2 separate regions of the Homo sapiens genome follow, and region 2 is linked to region 1. Evidence: read pairs that join two places in POLR2A ChIA-PET (ENCODE). Cell type or tissue: GM12878. All regions are shown on one strand. Region 1 overlaps TTC7A (tetratricopeptide repeat domain 7A). Region 2 has its middle 8.7 kb from the start of MSH2.

Region 1 (8,000 bases):
CAGGGAAACCCTTGCTACCCTCATTTATCCCCCGTCAGGGAGGGCCTCAGTGCCGAGTGCGGCGGAGGATGGATCCCTCCCACTGCCGCAGGTTGCCGGTTGAGGTGAACTGTTTCCACCTGGAGGGAGCTAAGGAAAGAAAGAAGCCTGTACACAAAGTCATACATTCACACAAACAAATGGCGTGCTTCCAAACAAAATTCCCAGTCGAGGGACTGAGTGGAGTTCTGAACCCCCTGCCTCAGCTCCAGATACCTTCACAGGCAGCTGAGTCCCTATAGTGACACAAATGTAAATGCTCAAAATGCCCAAATCGTGCCAGTAGCGGCCAAGTCTGCACAGAATGAAGTCCCAGGATACCCAGAAGAGACAGAAAAAAGTCGGGTACAGTCCAACTTGCTCACCCAGTTTCAAGGTTGCCGGCTTCTTCAGAGGTCACTTTCTTTATACCAGTGAAGCATTGGAGGCAGCAGATGTCGTGCCAGGGGGTGAAAGGGAGGTTTCCCCAAAACAAGAACGTTTTGGCAGCTGCTGAGAAATCCCCTTAACATTCCTATCCTGGAGTCCAGTAGCCAGGAGCAGCTGGTGCTCCCAGGCAGCCCCCGCCTTGCCTGGTGGTGAAACCAGGCTGATAGGCTCAATCGTCCAAAGTGTACTGCAGTCCTCATAGGGGCCACCAAAATTGTAACTGAAATGCAGTTCAGTCACTCGCCACTTGCAGAGTCCAATTAACAAGAGCGAGGTCTGGAATAAAGAAAGTGACTTTATTCCAAAGCTTAGCTTAGGGGAAAAGGTACAGGCTCCTGCCTTTAAAGATAACCACTTCAGTTCCTGGGCAAAAAGCAGGGGCTTTTAAAGGGGTACTTGGCATGAATGCCATGCAGAGGAGGGAGCAAGCAAGTGCAGGGTCTGCATGACTTGCCTTGGTGCCTTACCTACCAGGTGGTCGAGCTGGCACCGTCACGGGCAGAGCTAGGTTGTAAAGTGAGCATTGCTTCAAGATACTCTCCAGTTGGGAGAGAGTTCCCTCTCAGTCACACTTTAGGATGTAAATTGACTGTTGTCTCTAGAGGCAGTCTCCTGGTGGGAAAGTTCTGGATCTGGAGCTTCTAAGTCAGCACATGGATAAGCTTGCTGTGTAGGGAGTGTCTGGTGAAGGGAAGGTAAAGGTTATTGCATTTCTAAAGAGCTAAGTAGGAAATGGGGAACTAGGGAAAAGGAGGAAAGAGGAAAGAAAAAAATAAATTTTTTTAAAAAACCTCATTCTCTTTCGCTTAGAAAAATGGGGATACTGCGTTACAGAGGAGGGGTCAGGAGTGGCTTCCCCGGGTAGTTGGGCTGGGGTGATGCACTGTGATTCCCCACGTGCTGTCCCATCGCTTACTCCCAGCCACTGCTAACACCACCGTCGCTTCAGCTTCCTCCCTCCCCTCCGCAGACCTCCGCCTCCTCCTGGCTGCACCAGAGTGTCTGCCCCCTCGGATGAGCCCACCTTCGGCCCATGGGGAGGGCCTGGAGTCAGGGGGCCCGAGCAGGACAGGTCTGAGGCACCCTCTTCCTCCCGCAGGCCTCTCTCTGGAACGCCTACCCAACTCCATCGCCTCCCGCTTCCGCCTGACAGAGAGGGAGGAGGAAGTGATCACCTGTTTTGAGAGGGCCTCCTGGATCGCTCAGGTGTTCCTGCAGGAATTGGAGAAGGTGAGCTGGAAATAACACCGTGGTAGGAGCTGCTCTCTATTGAGCACCTATGTCTATGGATCCCACTAAACCCATAGGTCACCTGTGTGCTAATTAGAAGAAGTCACCTTCTCTGTCCCCCAAAGACACTCTACTTCATAGTTGGAAAACTCATTATAGTATACTGATTCCACTAGAATGAGACTCTTTACTGGAAAATAGTTTGATAAATGAGTCCATGCCATCCGCTAGGATGTTTAATAGATGAGCTTTAGGAGATTGAATCATTTGCTCACCATTTCTTTCCCTGGCAGGGGTGGAGTCTGCCTGGGTCTTGCAGTTGGACATCCTTCCCTGCTCTCGGTGTCCCAGAAGCTCCTCCCTGGATCCTGTGAGGAAGCAGGATCTTGGGACTCCTTCTCCGAGCCTTTCAGAGGCTGGTAAAAGAGTTGGTCGGCAGGGCTCTGGCAGTTTTCAGATCCCCCTCCCTCCCCACTCCCTGTGGTGGGTCTGGGTTAACTGTCTGCAGGGTATCAAGTACAGGTGGTAGCAGCGTTTGCGATAAGTATCCCAGCCCTCCCCCTTCTGGGAGGCTCTGGTTTATTTTTATGTATTTTTTTACTTTTATTTTTAATTTTTATGCATTTTATTTATTTATTATTATTTTTTAGATGGAGTCTTGCTTGCTTTGTTACCCAGGCTGGAGTTCAGTGGCACGATCTCAGCTCACTGTAACCTCCACCTCCTGGGTTCAAGCGATTCTTCTGCCTCAGCCTTTCGAGTAGCTGGGACTACAGGCGCCTGCCACCGTGCCCTTCTAATTTTTGTATTTTTAGTAGAGACAGGGTTTCACCATGTTGGCCAGGCTGGTTTTGAACTCCTGACCTCAGGTGATCCACCTGCCTCAGCCTCCCAAAGTGCTGGGATTACAGGCCCGTGCCCAGCCTCCATTTTATTCTTTTTCCCTCCGCATCTTAATACTATGCCATGAGGGGCCCTTGGTTCAATGCTAAGGGGACAGGCAACTATATTCAACAGAGATCCTGCTAGCCCTTCTTGAGTGCCTGCTTTTGTGTCAGACACAGCTCCAAGCACTTTACATTCATTCTATAATTTAACCCTCACACTGACTGGATGAAATCGGTCCTGTTGTCATTCCCATTTTACAAGTAAGAAAACAAATTTGAAGAAGAGTTAGCTTCCCAGAGTTTACCTCATTAATAAGTGCTATTGGCAGGATTTGAACCCAGGGAGTGTGGCTGTGAATGCTCGTGGGGAAGATATTGGGGATGATGCTCAGGTATTCTGTGGAAAAGATAATTTAACATGTTAGATGGAAGGTTCTAGAGCAGCATAGATTAGGATTGGTGCCCTGAAGGAGGAGGTGGTCATGGGCCGAGAGACTAAGAGCCCAGGAGACACTTGCACCTCGCCTTCCTTGGCAGATGCCAAAATGTCAGTCCAGTACCCGTTTTTGTGATGGGCCATTTTGGAAGAGTCCACCCCAGGCCAGGTCATTTCCCCTAGAGCAGGATTCTCAACCTCAATGCTGTTGACATTTGGGGCTGGAGAATTCTTTGTTGTTGGTGAGGGCGGGGGGCTGCCGTGTATATTATAGGATGTTCAGCAGCATGCCTAGACTCTCCCCACTATGCCAGTAGCACTATCCCCCTTGTTGTGACAACCAAAAATGTCTTCAGTTACTGGCAACTGTCCCCTGAGGGCAAAGTCACCCCCCTGCTGACAGCCACTGCTCTAGAAGATGTCTGCTTGATTGGACTTTAGGAGGAAAGGAGAAATGACCGATGGGCTCAGCAAATATAGGACTTGAGTGCCCATTCTTTGGCAGAGGCCACTTAAAGGCTCAGCATGGTTGAGTTGACCTCCACCAAGGGGGAATGGGTCACTGCTAGACAGTAGTAGTGTTTTAGGAGCTTTTCATATTTGCATTGCATGTGGTTGGGAGGAAACTTTCATGGAAAAGATAAAGTCTGCTGCTCAGCTGGAAGCCTAGGCTTTGGACTTTCAAAAGGGGATTAAGGCGATGAGCTATAATGCCAGGCACTGTACTGTCCCTGTCAAAGGTCTGATGATGATGTCCAGGGCTGGAATCAGTGCCTGGTAGCAGTGGGCAGACAAATGGGACCCTATAGTTGTTATCTAAGTTGAGGGAGGGCAGGCCACAGAATCTTGTGCATCCTCAGAAATACTGTGTGTCCCTCCTGAGACCCAGTCCTGACCTCTGAGGAACTAAGACCTTCTCTTAAATCTCCTCTGGATTCTGAAAGAGGAGGTGGATGCCTCATTGATTTTTTTTCCCCTCAGATTAGACAAAGGAAATGGTATACAGAAGGCAAGCCTGTCTGGTTGGGCAGGAGGACCCTGTTAGAGCTGAGGCTTTTAAGCAACAGCTCAGTTAATGAGGTAATTGTTCCTCAGCTTTTCCTGGAACCAGAGGGCTCTCAATTCTCTGGATGTTCTGACGTTCCATGCTTGTTTGAGAGGGACAGTACGGTGCCTGGCATATAGCAGGCACTTAGATGTTTGTGGAATGAATTAACTGATACATAGTAGAAATAGCTTGGAATCCATACCTGGCTAGGCTTGAGTTTGAGGTCCGGACTGACACCAGCTTTGTGATCTTAGGCATTAAATTATTATTGATGGATTGATTGGGACAGAGCCTCACTCTTTTGCCCAGGCTGGTCTGGAACTCCTGGCCTCAAGCGATTCTCTTGCCTCGGCCTCCCAAAGTGCTAGGATTATAAACGTGAGCCACCACATCTGTAATTGACACTTTTGACCTTAGACATTTTCTGAGCCTCAGTTTCCTCATCTATAAAATGCAAACAAAACCAGCCCTGTAGGACCGTTGTGAGGCATAAGTAAGATTTGGGCTTGGGTGGCAATTTTCTAAGAGTTTCATTTCCCCTTCTCTTTCCTTAACTGGAGGTGGGGCATGGACAGTAGTGAGACTCAGGAGACACAGCTCCTGTCCTGTGGGAGTGAAGTCTGGTGGGAGCTGAGGTTTGCATACACAGAACAGGGAAGCAGTGCTGCGTGAAGCGGTCTCTCTACCATGTGCTCAGGCAGTGAGTGCTGTCTGGTTGAAGAGTGAGTGCTCAGCATGGTTCTGGACAGACAGAGAAGTCCTCCTGCAGTAGAGGGTAAGAGTGGAGAGGGGAACCTGACTGCCTGGCTCCGCCACCACCTGCCACGTTAGTGGCCTTGGGGCAGGAAGAGACCCTCTCTGTTCTCACCGGTGAAATAGAAATGATGACAGTTCCTACCTAATAGAGCTGCTCTAAGGACTAAATGAGCTAATGAATTTAAAGCTCTGTGATTGTTGAATGAATGTTAGGGGCTTAGTGCAGTGGTTCATGCCTGTAATCCCACCACTTTGGGAGGCTGAGGTGGGAGGATTGCTTAAGCCCAGGAGTTTGAGATCAGCCTGGGCAACATAGTAAGACCCTGTTTCTTAAAAAAAAAAAAAGACAGAGGGCTTGTGGGCATCTAACGGTTGGATGGGGAGAGAATGCTTTAGACATATTTTGAGTTAAAGCGAGTTAGATCAAGCCTGGTCTGAGAATGCAACAATGTGCCCCTGAACAACTGGGACTGGGATGGTGATGAGGCCACCTCCTCTTGCTGAGTGACCCTCTGCCTCAGAACTTTGAGACAATGGCTCTCTCTCTGTTTCCCTTCCCAGACCACAAATAACAGCACGTCGAGGCATCTGAAAGGCTGTCACCCGCTTGACTATGAGCTCACCTACTTCCTGGAAGCTGCCCTCCAGAGCGCCTATGTGAAAAACCTGAAGAAGGGGTAGGTCACTGGTAGTTGAGTGAGTGGGAGAACGATTCCCCTGGGCTGAGGCTTTTGACGTGGCCTTAAGGCTGCTCTCCCTCTTCTCTGGCCTGTGCATACGTGCTCTTCCAAGAGGATTGGTGGGAACTGGCTTGTGTCACATCTTGTCAGACAGGAGTGTGCAGAGACGTTCTTAGTGGGAAGGGCCACGCTTCAGGAAGCCACAGAAGCAATAAAGCCTGTGTGTGCTTGGGGGAGACTGCCAAGAAGAGAAACAGGAGTGGGCATTTCAAGAGGGGAGGGTGGAGGGCATCTGGGAGGTGATGTTGAAAAAGCAAAGGACAGTGAGCTGGCCAGTGGGTCTGGTTTTGTCTACTGTTGTCTGCAGTGTGAATGAAGTTATTTGGTTCCTCTGAGCCTCACGTTCCCCAAAAACCCAATGGGAAGGCAGATTCCTGTTCATTCCGGCTTTTAAGGAGTGGTGAAGGACGAGGGAAAGTATGGTAGAAGTGAAGTTCTGGCGTCACGCTGGGGCTGTGGCTGTCCCTGCTGACGAAGCAGCAGAAGTGCTTGTTTTCCTGTGGGTTGTCTTGAGGTCCCTGGAATACTGGCCTATCTGAGACCTAAGAACCATAGTGCCTGGAATGCCTTCCGTAGGCTTTTGCTCCTGGGTGAAGCAAGACCTGCCTTGTTGAATAGTCGAGGGGGTGGCTGGTGTTAGGCCGGGAGTGGTTGTTTCATGGGGTGTGTTGGGTGGTGGCAGGGGAAGGAGAAGATTCAAGATGAGGAGTGCGTATTGGCAGCAAGTGTCGCTTCATGGCTATTCCGCAACTGGTCCGGTCTGCTGGCAACATCTCCACCAGTCTGGGGACTCCCAGGCGGGAGCTGAGGTTTCCTGCCTGTCTCTGCAGCAGAGGCTTTGGGCCCCTTCCTCTGCGTCATTACAACCTTAGACAGACACAGTGGGCTGGGGCTGGAGGACATCACTGACGAGAGGAGCAGACCCATAGGTGCCAAGCGCAGCCGTCCCCCGTGCGTAGTCACGCCCTGCCTCACTCAGCCTTCCATGGCCATGGGTCAGGCCCAGTAGGTGTGACCACCTCCTCACACACAAGGAAACCAAGGTCAGGGTCACACAGCTTTCTTGTCACTGACTGCCTGGAGTTCTCTGAGGCCTGTGTGCCATTTTTAGTGTGATTTATTTTGTTACATTTCACTTTATGCATTCTTTTCATTACATGCTTTTGAATACATGATTGTTGCATATGGTACTTGTTTAGTAGGATAAAGCAAACTTACTGTTTTCTTCTACCCTATACTCTCTCTCTTTTTTTTTTTTTTTTTTTTTAAAGACAGATCTTACTCTGACATCCAGGCTGGAGTGCAATGGTGTGATCATGGCTCACTGTACCTCCTGCGTTCTGGGCTCAGGTGATCCTCCCACCTCAGCCTCCTGAGTAGCTGGGACAACAGGCATGCACCATCACACCTGGCTAATTTTTTGTAGAGAGGGAGTTGCATTTTGTTGCCCAGGCTGGTCTCAAACTCTTGGACTCAAGTGATCCTCCCGCTTCAGCCTTCTAAAGTGCTGGGATTACAGGCGTGAGCCACTGTGCCTGGCCCTACTTTATACTCAATACAACACAGGTCATTTCTGTGACCAAATGTGGGGTTTTTTCCGCGACTCACAACCAGTTCTCTGACACCAGCTGGGTTTCCAACAATTAAATTCACCTCTGATGCTAACCGTCAGGCTTGATCTGGGCCCTGGCTGGGGCAGGGGAAATGGAAGGAGTCTGGGAGGGGCACAGAGGCTCAGTCCCATGAAAGACTGCCTTCCATAGCAGATACCAGTCACAAATAGCAGGTTCCCAGGTTACCAACAACTTCTGTCTCAACTGGCTACAAATCAGGTTCCCACAACCTCTTCTCAGATCCATAAGTTGCCAGAGCAGCTCATGGAACCCAGGAGAGCAGTTTACTTGCTAGATGACTGGTGTGCAGTACCACGTAAAATGGTACAGCCTAGCCAGGTGGAAGAGGCGCATAGGGCTAGGTATGCGGAAGGCATGCGGAGCGTCCAGGGCCCCTCTGGGTGCACCACTGCCACGTGTCCAGCAACCTGGAAGCTCTCCAAGCCCATGCTTTTGGGTTTTTATGGCTGCTCCATTACGTAGGCATGATGTATTATATCATTGGCCACTGGTGATCAGCTCAACCTTCAGCCCCTCTCTGGCCCTTGACAGAAAAAATTTGCTGATCCCCCCCGCCACTTTAAATAATTACTTTAAACATTTTGATACATCTTTCGTGTTTTTCTATGTGTAGATACACAGATGTATTTTTTTTTTTTAACAACCACAACAAAATAGTATCCTAGAGGACACACTGCTTGTAGCTTGCTCTTTCCACCCAGGCTTGGCTGTGAGCCTCTTTCCTTCCTGCTTATCTCCCTTCCCCACAAAGTTGCTCGATGTGGGGGTCGAGGAGGAGGTGAGCTCAGAGCTATGTGGGGC
Region 2 (8,000 bases), 420 kb after region 1:
GCACCACCACGCCTGGCTAATTTTTTAAATTTTTTTTTTTTTTTTTTTGAGTCAGAGTCTTGCTCTGTAGCCCAGGCTGGAGTGCAGTGGTGCAATCTTGGCTCGCTGCAACCTCTGCCTTCTGGGTTCAAGCGATTCTTGAGCCTCAGCCTCCTGAGTAGCTGGGATTACAGGCGCCCTCCACCACACCCAGCTAATTTGTTGTATTTTTAGTAGAGATAGGGTTTCACCATGTTGGCCAGGCTGAAATAATTTTATAATTTTTTTGTAGAGACAGGGTCTCACTGTGTTGCCCAGGAGTCTCGAACTCCTGGACACAAACCATCCTCCTACCTTGGAGGATGCAATACTGAAGTGTTAGGATTACAGGCGTGAGCCACTGTGCCTGGCCCCTCTGTCCTTTTATACCTTGACTTGGGTTCTATCCTGCCTTTGCTTATGTTCTTTCTTAGGCTTGGGAAACCCTCTGCTTAGTCAAGGCCTAGCAGAAGATCTTCTTTTACAAATCCTTTCACCACTTTAACCTCATCTTTTTCTACTATCAACACTCACAGCACTTTTGGTAGATACACTTTCCCAATTCTTTCCTATCATCCTAAGACATGTTCCCCCTCCCTCATTAAAAATTCCCACTGAAGGCTGGGTGCTATGGCTCACGCCTGTAGTCCCAGCACTTTGGAGGCCGAGGCCAGCGGATCACCTGAGGTCAGGAGTTTGAGACCAGCCTGACCAACATGGAGAAACCCCGTCTCTACTAAAAATACAAAAAATTAGCTGGGCATGGTGGTGCATGCCTGTAATCCCAGCTACTCAGGAGGCAGAGGCAGGAGAATTGCTTGAACCTGGGAGGTGGAAGTTGCGATGAGCCAAGATCACGCCATCACACTCCAGCCTGGGCGACAGAGCAAGACTCCGTCTCAAAGAAAAAAAATTCCCACTGAAGGCGGGGTGTGGCAGCTCAAGTCTGTAATCCTAGCACTTTGGGAGGCTGAGGTGAGAGGACTGCTTGAGGCCAGGAGTTCTAGACCACCTGAGCAACATGACAAGATGCACCATCTCTAAAAAAATAAAAATAAAAATTCCCACTGATCTTAGCCCTCTAACAAGCTACCATTGCCATCTCTTTTTCCTTCTTATCAAACTTTATTTTTTATTTATTTTTGAAATGGGGTCTCAGCCTGTCGCCCAGGCTGGAGTGCAGTGGCGCAATCTTGGCTTATGGCAACCTCCTGAGATGGGATAATTCCCTTGACCTTGACCCCCTTCGTGGGCAGGAACTGGAGTGGCTCCTTTCAGCCCACTGCTGGCCACTTTTTGGAAGAGGAAATGTGTGAGCAAGCAGTGTGGGAACCAGAGTGAGCGAATGCTGGAACTGGTTGGTCGGTCCTCTCTGGCAGGAGCAGGCTCTGTACAGCCCTGGCAGCAGCATCCAAGCCCCTGCCCTCTTGGCACCCGGGTTCTTGTCTGGCATCCAGGAAGAATCAGGACAAATGAATGGATTGAAGGGGTAGTGTATGTGGAGGATTTTACTGGGTGATGGAAATGGCCCTCAGTGGGATGGCAGCTAGAATGGGGATGGTGCAGGAGGTACCCTCCGAAGTTAGCTGCGTCTGCAGTCTCTGACACTCAGTAGCTTCTCTGCTCGCTGCCCAGGCGCTTATGTTGCTCTGCCAGCTGAAGTCATTATGGGCACAGGATAGGGGCATGGCAGGCCAAAAAGGTAACATTGGGCAGAAAAATGGGGTCAGCTGTTTTCACTTAGGGCCATGGTTCCAGGCCTTAGGGGTGGGGTTTGGCCAGTAGCCCAGCCATTCTGTATCACTCTGCGTCCCAGGCTTAAGCCACCCTCCTAACTCAGCCTCCCAAGTAACTGGGACTACAGGAACCCACCACCAAGTCTGGCCATTTTTTTTGTATTTTAGTAGAGATGGGGTTTTGCCATGTTGGCCAGGCTGGTCTTGAACTTCTGACCTCAGATGATCCACCCACCTCGGCCTCCCAAAGAGCTGGGATTACAGGCATGAGCCACTATGCCCGGCCCCTTTCTTATCAAACTTTAGAAGGGAACTAGCCCATTCTGCTTTCAGAATGAACTGTTCAACCTATATAGAGTTTCCGTTCCCCACGTCAACCAACCAAAGAGCTTTCTCAAAAAATGACTTAATGGCTGGGCGCGGTGGCTCATGCCTGTAATCCCAGCACTTTGGGAGGCCGAGGTGGGTGGATCACCTGAGGTTGGGAGTTCGAGACTAGCCTGACCAACATGGAGAAACCCCGTCTCTACTAAAAATACAAAATTAGCAGAACGTGGTGGCACATGCCTGTAATCTCAGCTACTCAGGAGGCTCAGGCAGAAGAATTGCTTGAACCCAGAAGGCAGAGGTTGCTGTGAGCTGAGATTGCCCATTGCACTCCAGCCTGGGCAACAAGAGCGAAACTGTATCTCAAAAAAAAAAAAAAAAAATTCAGATCCTTTGTCTATTTTTACTTTTTATTTTATTTATTTAGAGACAGGGTCTCGCTCTGTCCAGGCTGGAGTGCAGTGGCGCGATCTTGGCTCATTGCATTCTCCTCCTCCCGGGTTCAAGCCATTCTCCTGCCTCAGTCTCCCAAGTAGCTGGGATTACAGGCACCCACCACCACAGCTGGCTAATTTTTTGTGTTTTTTTAGTAGAGATGGGGTTTTTACCATGCTGGTCAGGCTGGTCTCAAATGCCTGACCTCCAGTGATCTGCCCGCCTCGGACTCCCAAAGTGCTGGGATTACAGGGGTGAGCCACTGTGCCCAGCCGCTTTGTCCATTTTTAAATTGAGTTCTTTATCTCCGTATTATTAAGATGTAAGATATATATGTTCTGGATACACAAGTCTATTATCAAGTATAAATTTTGAAAATAATTTCTTGGCTGGGTGCAGTGGCTCACGCCTGTAATCCCAACACTTTGGGAGGCCAAGGCAGGTGGATCACTTGAGGTCAGGGGTTTGAGACCAGCCTGGCCAACATGGTGAAACCCCGTCTCTACTAAAATACAAAAATTAGCTGGGCGTGGTGGTACACGCCTGTAATCCTAACTACTCAGGAGGCTGAGGTAGGAGAATCGCTGGAACCCGGAAGGCAGAGGTTGCAGTGAGCCGAGATTGTGCCGCTGCACTCCAGCCTACATGACAGAGCAAGACTCAGTCTCAAAAACAAAACAAAACAAAATTTCTCCGATAAATAAATAAATAAGTAAATAAATCAGTTTCAACACCAGCTGGTGCGGGGGGAGGGCAGAATAAATGGAAATGATTTCTCCAAGAAAATACAGAGAACATAAAAAGATACTCCACATTACTAGTCATTCGGGAAATGCAAATCAAAACACAGCAAGATACCATTTTCCACACACTAGGATAGTAATAATCAAGAACACAATATAATAACAAGCATTGGTGAAACTTTGGAGAAGTTGGAACCCTCACACATTGCTGATGAGAAAGTAAAATGTTGCAGTTGTTTTGGAAAATATTTTGGCAGTTACTCAAAATGTTAAACATAATCATATGGGTTGTAGTTTAACATAAGTATTACAGTTAAACATATGTTAAAAGGCTGGGCCTGGTGGCTCACGCCTGTAATCCCAGCACTTTGGGAGGCTGAGGCAGGCGGATCACCTGAGGTCGGGAAGTTCCAGACCAGCCTGACCAACATGGAGAAACTCCATTCTACTAAAAATACAAAATTAGCTGGGCGTGGTGGCACATGCCTGTAATCCCAGCTACTCAGAAGGCTGAGGCAGGAGAATCGCTTGAACCCGGGAGGTGGAAGTTGCGGTGAGCCGAGATCTCGCCATTGCACTCCAGCCTGGGCAACAAGAGTGAAACTACGTCTAAAAAAAAAAAAAAGTTAAAACTATGAGCCAGCAATTCCACTTCAAGTTATACATCTAAGGGCAATAAAAACATGTCCACATACAAACTTGTACACAAATGTTCACAGCAGCATTATTCATAATGGCCAAAGAGTGGAAATAACCCAAATGCCTATCAACTGATGAAGAGATAAATAAAATATAATATAGCCATACAGTGAAATATTTAGTAATAAAACGATGTGAAGTACTGATACATGCTACAACATGGATGAATGTTAAAAATATGCTAAATGAAAAAAGCCAGTCAATAAAGGCCCTATATTGTATGATTCCATTTATATGAAATGTCCAGAAGAGGCAAATCTATAGAGACAGAAAGTAGATTAGCGGTTGTCAAGGGCTGGGGAGGAGGATATGAAGAGTGACTGCTAATGAGTATGAGGTTTCTTTCTGGAGTGACAAACTTCTAAAATTAGATTGCAGTGATGATCATGCAACCCTGTTAATATACTAAAAGCTATTGAATTGTACACTTTAAGTGGGTGGATTGTATGGTATGTGAATTATATCTCCATAAAGCTGGGTTTTGTTTTTTGTTTTTTGTTTTTGTTTTTGAGACAGAGTCTTGCGCTGTCACCCAGGCTGGAGTGCAGTGGCGCAATCCCGGCTCACTGCAACCTCCGCCTCCTGGGTTCAAGCAATTCTCCTGCCTCAGCCTCCTGAGTAGCTGGGACTACAGGTGAGCACCACCACGCCAGGCTAATTTTTGTATTTTTAGCAGAGATAGGGTTTCACCATGTTGGCCAGCTGGTTTTGAACTTCTGGCTAACATGGTGAAACCCCATTTCTACTAAAAATACAAAAAATTAGCCGGATGTGGTGGCACCCTCCTGTAATCCCAGCTACTCGGGAGGCTGAGGCAGGAGAATAGCTTGAACCTGGGAGCTGGAGGTTGTAGTGGGCCAAGATTGCACCATTGCACTCCAGCTTGGGCAACAAGAGCGAAACTCTTGTCTAAAAAAAAAAAAAACCCACACACACACACAAGATTATTTAGGCCAAGTGGGGTTGCGTATGCCTGATGCCTGTAATCCCAGCACTTTGGGAGGCTGAGGCGGGCAGATCACCTGCGGTCAGGATTTCAAGACCAGCCTGGCCAACATGGCAAAACCCCATCTCTACTAAAAAAATATAAAAATAAGCCAGGCATGGTGGTGCGAGCCTGTAGTCCCAGCTACTTGGGAGGCTGAGGCAGGAGGATAGCTTGAACCTGGGAGGTGGAGGTTGCAGTGGACTGAGATTGAGCCACTGCACTCCAGCCTGGGTGACAGAGTGAGACTCCGTCTCAAAAACAAAACAAAACAAAACAAAAAAAAACCCAGCCATGTTGGGGTGATAATTTTACTGGATTCTATCAATCATGCTATGTCTTCCAGTTATATTTTTGCAAAATTCCTCTTAGTTATTTTCAGAAATTCAGATTACCATGTGGGAGTGGAAAGTATATAAAATATCTGTAAGACAACTGAGACATGAATAATACAGGGTTGTTGTGGGAGAATAGAAAACTCCAGGCAGGAGGCCGGGCATGGTAGCTCACACCTGTAATCCTGGCTCTTTGGAAGCTGAGGCAGGCAGATCACCTGAGGTCAGGAGTTCGAGATCAGCCTGGCCAACAGGGTGAAACCCTGTCTCTACTGAAAATACAAAGATTAGTCGGGCGCGGTGGTGCACACCTATAATCCCAGCTACTAGGGAGGCTGAGGCAGGAGAATTGCTTGAAACCGGGAGGCGTAGGTTGCAGTGAGCTGAGATTGCACCCCTGTACTCCAGCCTGGGCAACAGGGCAAGACTCTGTCTCAAAAACAAAAAAGAAAAAAGAAAATTCCAGACAGGCATTTCATATGACTAGTAAAAAGGAAACTGTTGAAATAGCTGCATAAGCTAGAGGCTGATTAGACCCTGAGAACCAGGATGTGGGCCAAGCTGGCCAGGTCCCACTGGATGTAACATGGCACTGGATTTGACCTAGGTTTCACCTGGAACCTCATTGTTTGCTCATTAACATATTCAGTCACACCCCCTCGGCACCATGACAGTTCCGAGAACACCTGTATTTGGTGTAAAAATGGGTGGCACCACAGTTCAAGAAATCTTCACCTTTTTCCAGAAATCTTCATGAATATTCCACTCCCTGGTAAAAAAAAAACAAAAAACAAAAAACAAAACCCATAAATAAAGAGGCCAGATGCAGTGGTTCATGTCTATAATCCCAGTACTTTGGGAGGCCAAGGTGGGTGGATCGCTTGATCCCTGGCGGTCGAGGCTGCATTGAGCCGTGATCGCTCCACTGCAATCCAGCCTAGGCAACAGAAAGAGACCCTGTCTCAAAACAAACAAACAAAACAGAAAAACAAAAACCCATAAGGATAGAAACCTCAAACCCCATAGCATGACATTCTTGAGTATGCTCACACTCCCCTTTCTTGAGTGCGTACTTCTCGATTTGCAATAAATCTCTGTACTTTCACTATTTTCCAATTCGTCCCTGAATTCCTTCTCATTTGGTGTCAAGAGCCTGGACACTGGCTGGGGTCAAAGTCCCACTGGAATCGTGGGACCTCCCCTAGTCCCCCGGTATCACAACTGTTTGATATACTTTTTTTTTTTTTAATATTTATTTATTGGCCAGGCACAGTGGCTCATGCCTGTAATCCCAGCTCCCTGGGAGGCCGAGGCGGGTGGATCACCTGAGGTCAGGAATTTGATACCAGCCTGGCCAACATGGTGAAACCCCGTCTCTACTGAAAATACAAAAATTAGCCAGGTGTGGTGGCGGGCGCCTGTACTCCCAGCTACTCGGGAGGCTGAGGCTGGAGAATCGCTTGAACCCAGGAGGTGGAGATTGCAGTGACTGGAGATCACGCCATTCCACTCCAGCCTGAGTGATAGGAGCGAAACTCTGTCTCGAGAAAAAAAAGCCGGCGTGGTGGTGCATGCCTCTAATCCCAGGTACTCGGGAGGCTGAGGCAGGAGAATTGCTTGAACCCCAGGGGCAGAGGTTGCAGTGAGCCGAGATCACGCCATTGCACTCCAGCCTGGACAACAACAGCAAAACTCTGTCTCAAAAAAAATAAAAAAGAAAAAATTATTTATTTATTTATTTTTGAGATGGAGTCTCACTCTGTTCTCAGCTCACTGCAACCTCTGCCTCCTGGGTTCAAGTGATTCTCCTGCCTCAGCCTCCCAAGTAGTTGGGATTACAGGCATGCATCACCACACCAACTAATTTTTTTTTTGAGACCAAATCTCACTCTGTTGTCCAGGCTGGAGTGCAGTGGAGCAATCTTGGCTCACTGCAACCTCTGCCACCTGGGTTTAAAGCGATTCTCCTGCCTCAGCCTCCCCAGTAGATGGGATTACAGGCGCCTGCCACTGCATCTGGCTAATTTTTGTATTTTTAGTAGAGATAGGGTTTCACCATCTTGGCCAGACTGGTCTTGAACTCCTAACCTCGTGATCCACCCACCTCGGCCTCCCAAAGTGCTGGGATTACAGGCCTGAGCCACCGCACCCAGCCTAATTTTTGTAATTTCCTTAGAAATGAGGTTTCACCATGTTGGCCAGGCTGGTCTTGAACTCATGACCTCAAATGATCCACCTGCCTTGGCCTCCTAAAGTGCTTGGATTACAGGGGTGAGCCACTGTGCCCGGCCCTGGCCTGATCTACTTTGAATAAGAATTTATCAGCCAGGCTCAGTGGCTCACTCCTGTAATCCCACTTTGGAAGGGCCTGGGCAGGTGGATTGCTTGAGCCCAGGAGTTCCAGACCAGTCTTAACATGGTGAAACCCTGTCTCTTCTAAAAATATAAAAATTAGTGGGGCGTGGTGGCCTGCACCTGTAGATGCAATTACTTGGGAGGCTGAGGTAAAAGAGTCACCTGAGCCTGGGGAAGTGGAGGCTTCAGTGAGCTCTGATCATACCACTGCAATCCAGCCTGGGCGACAGTTAGACCCTGTCTCAAAAAAAAAAAAAAAAAAATTAAAAAAAGAATTTATCATGAACAGTTAATACACGCACATGGTTGGAAACAAAGGATACTGTTAAAACAGTTTCAGCTGGGCGCAGTGGCTCACACCTGTAAT

What was found. ChIA-PET counts read pairs that join two places held together with the same protein. Peaks named below come from ENCODE experiments on the same cell type or tissue, not always from the same donor. Only the 100,000 strongest peaks of a DNase experiment are listed, where the experiment ranks them.
Region 2: POLR2A ChIA-PET joins it to region 1 with 6 read pairs; 3 of 35 experiments call an interaction of 5 or more read pairs at or near these places.

The regions. Positions count from the first base shown.
Region 1 is chr2:46,973,406-46,981,405 of GRCh38, forward strand. TTC7A (tetratricopeptide repeat domain 7A) reads left to right here. Exons shown (of 20, transcript NM_020458.4): 4 at 1,568-1,698; 5 at 5,387-5,502. Among named protein-coding and RNA genes, the nearest start is that of TTC7A, 36 kb to the left of the region's middle. RefSeq lists an enhancer at 761-1,960. In GM12878, no CTCF peak of the experiment used is centred here; a DNase peak (open chromatin) is centred at 4,701; H3K27ac peaks cover 3,760 bases.
Region 2 is chr2:47,390,442-47,398,441 of GRCh38, forward strand. No RefSeq gene overlaps it. Among named protein-coding and RNA genes, the nearest start is that of MSH2, 8.7 kb to the right of the region's middle. In GM12878, no CTCF peak of the experiment used is centred here; no DNase peak of the experiment used is centred here.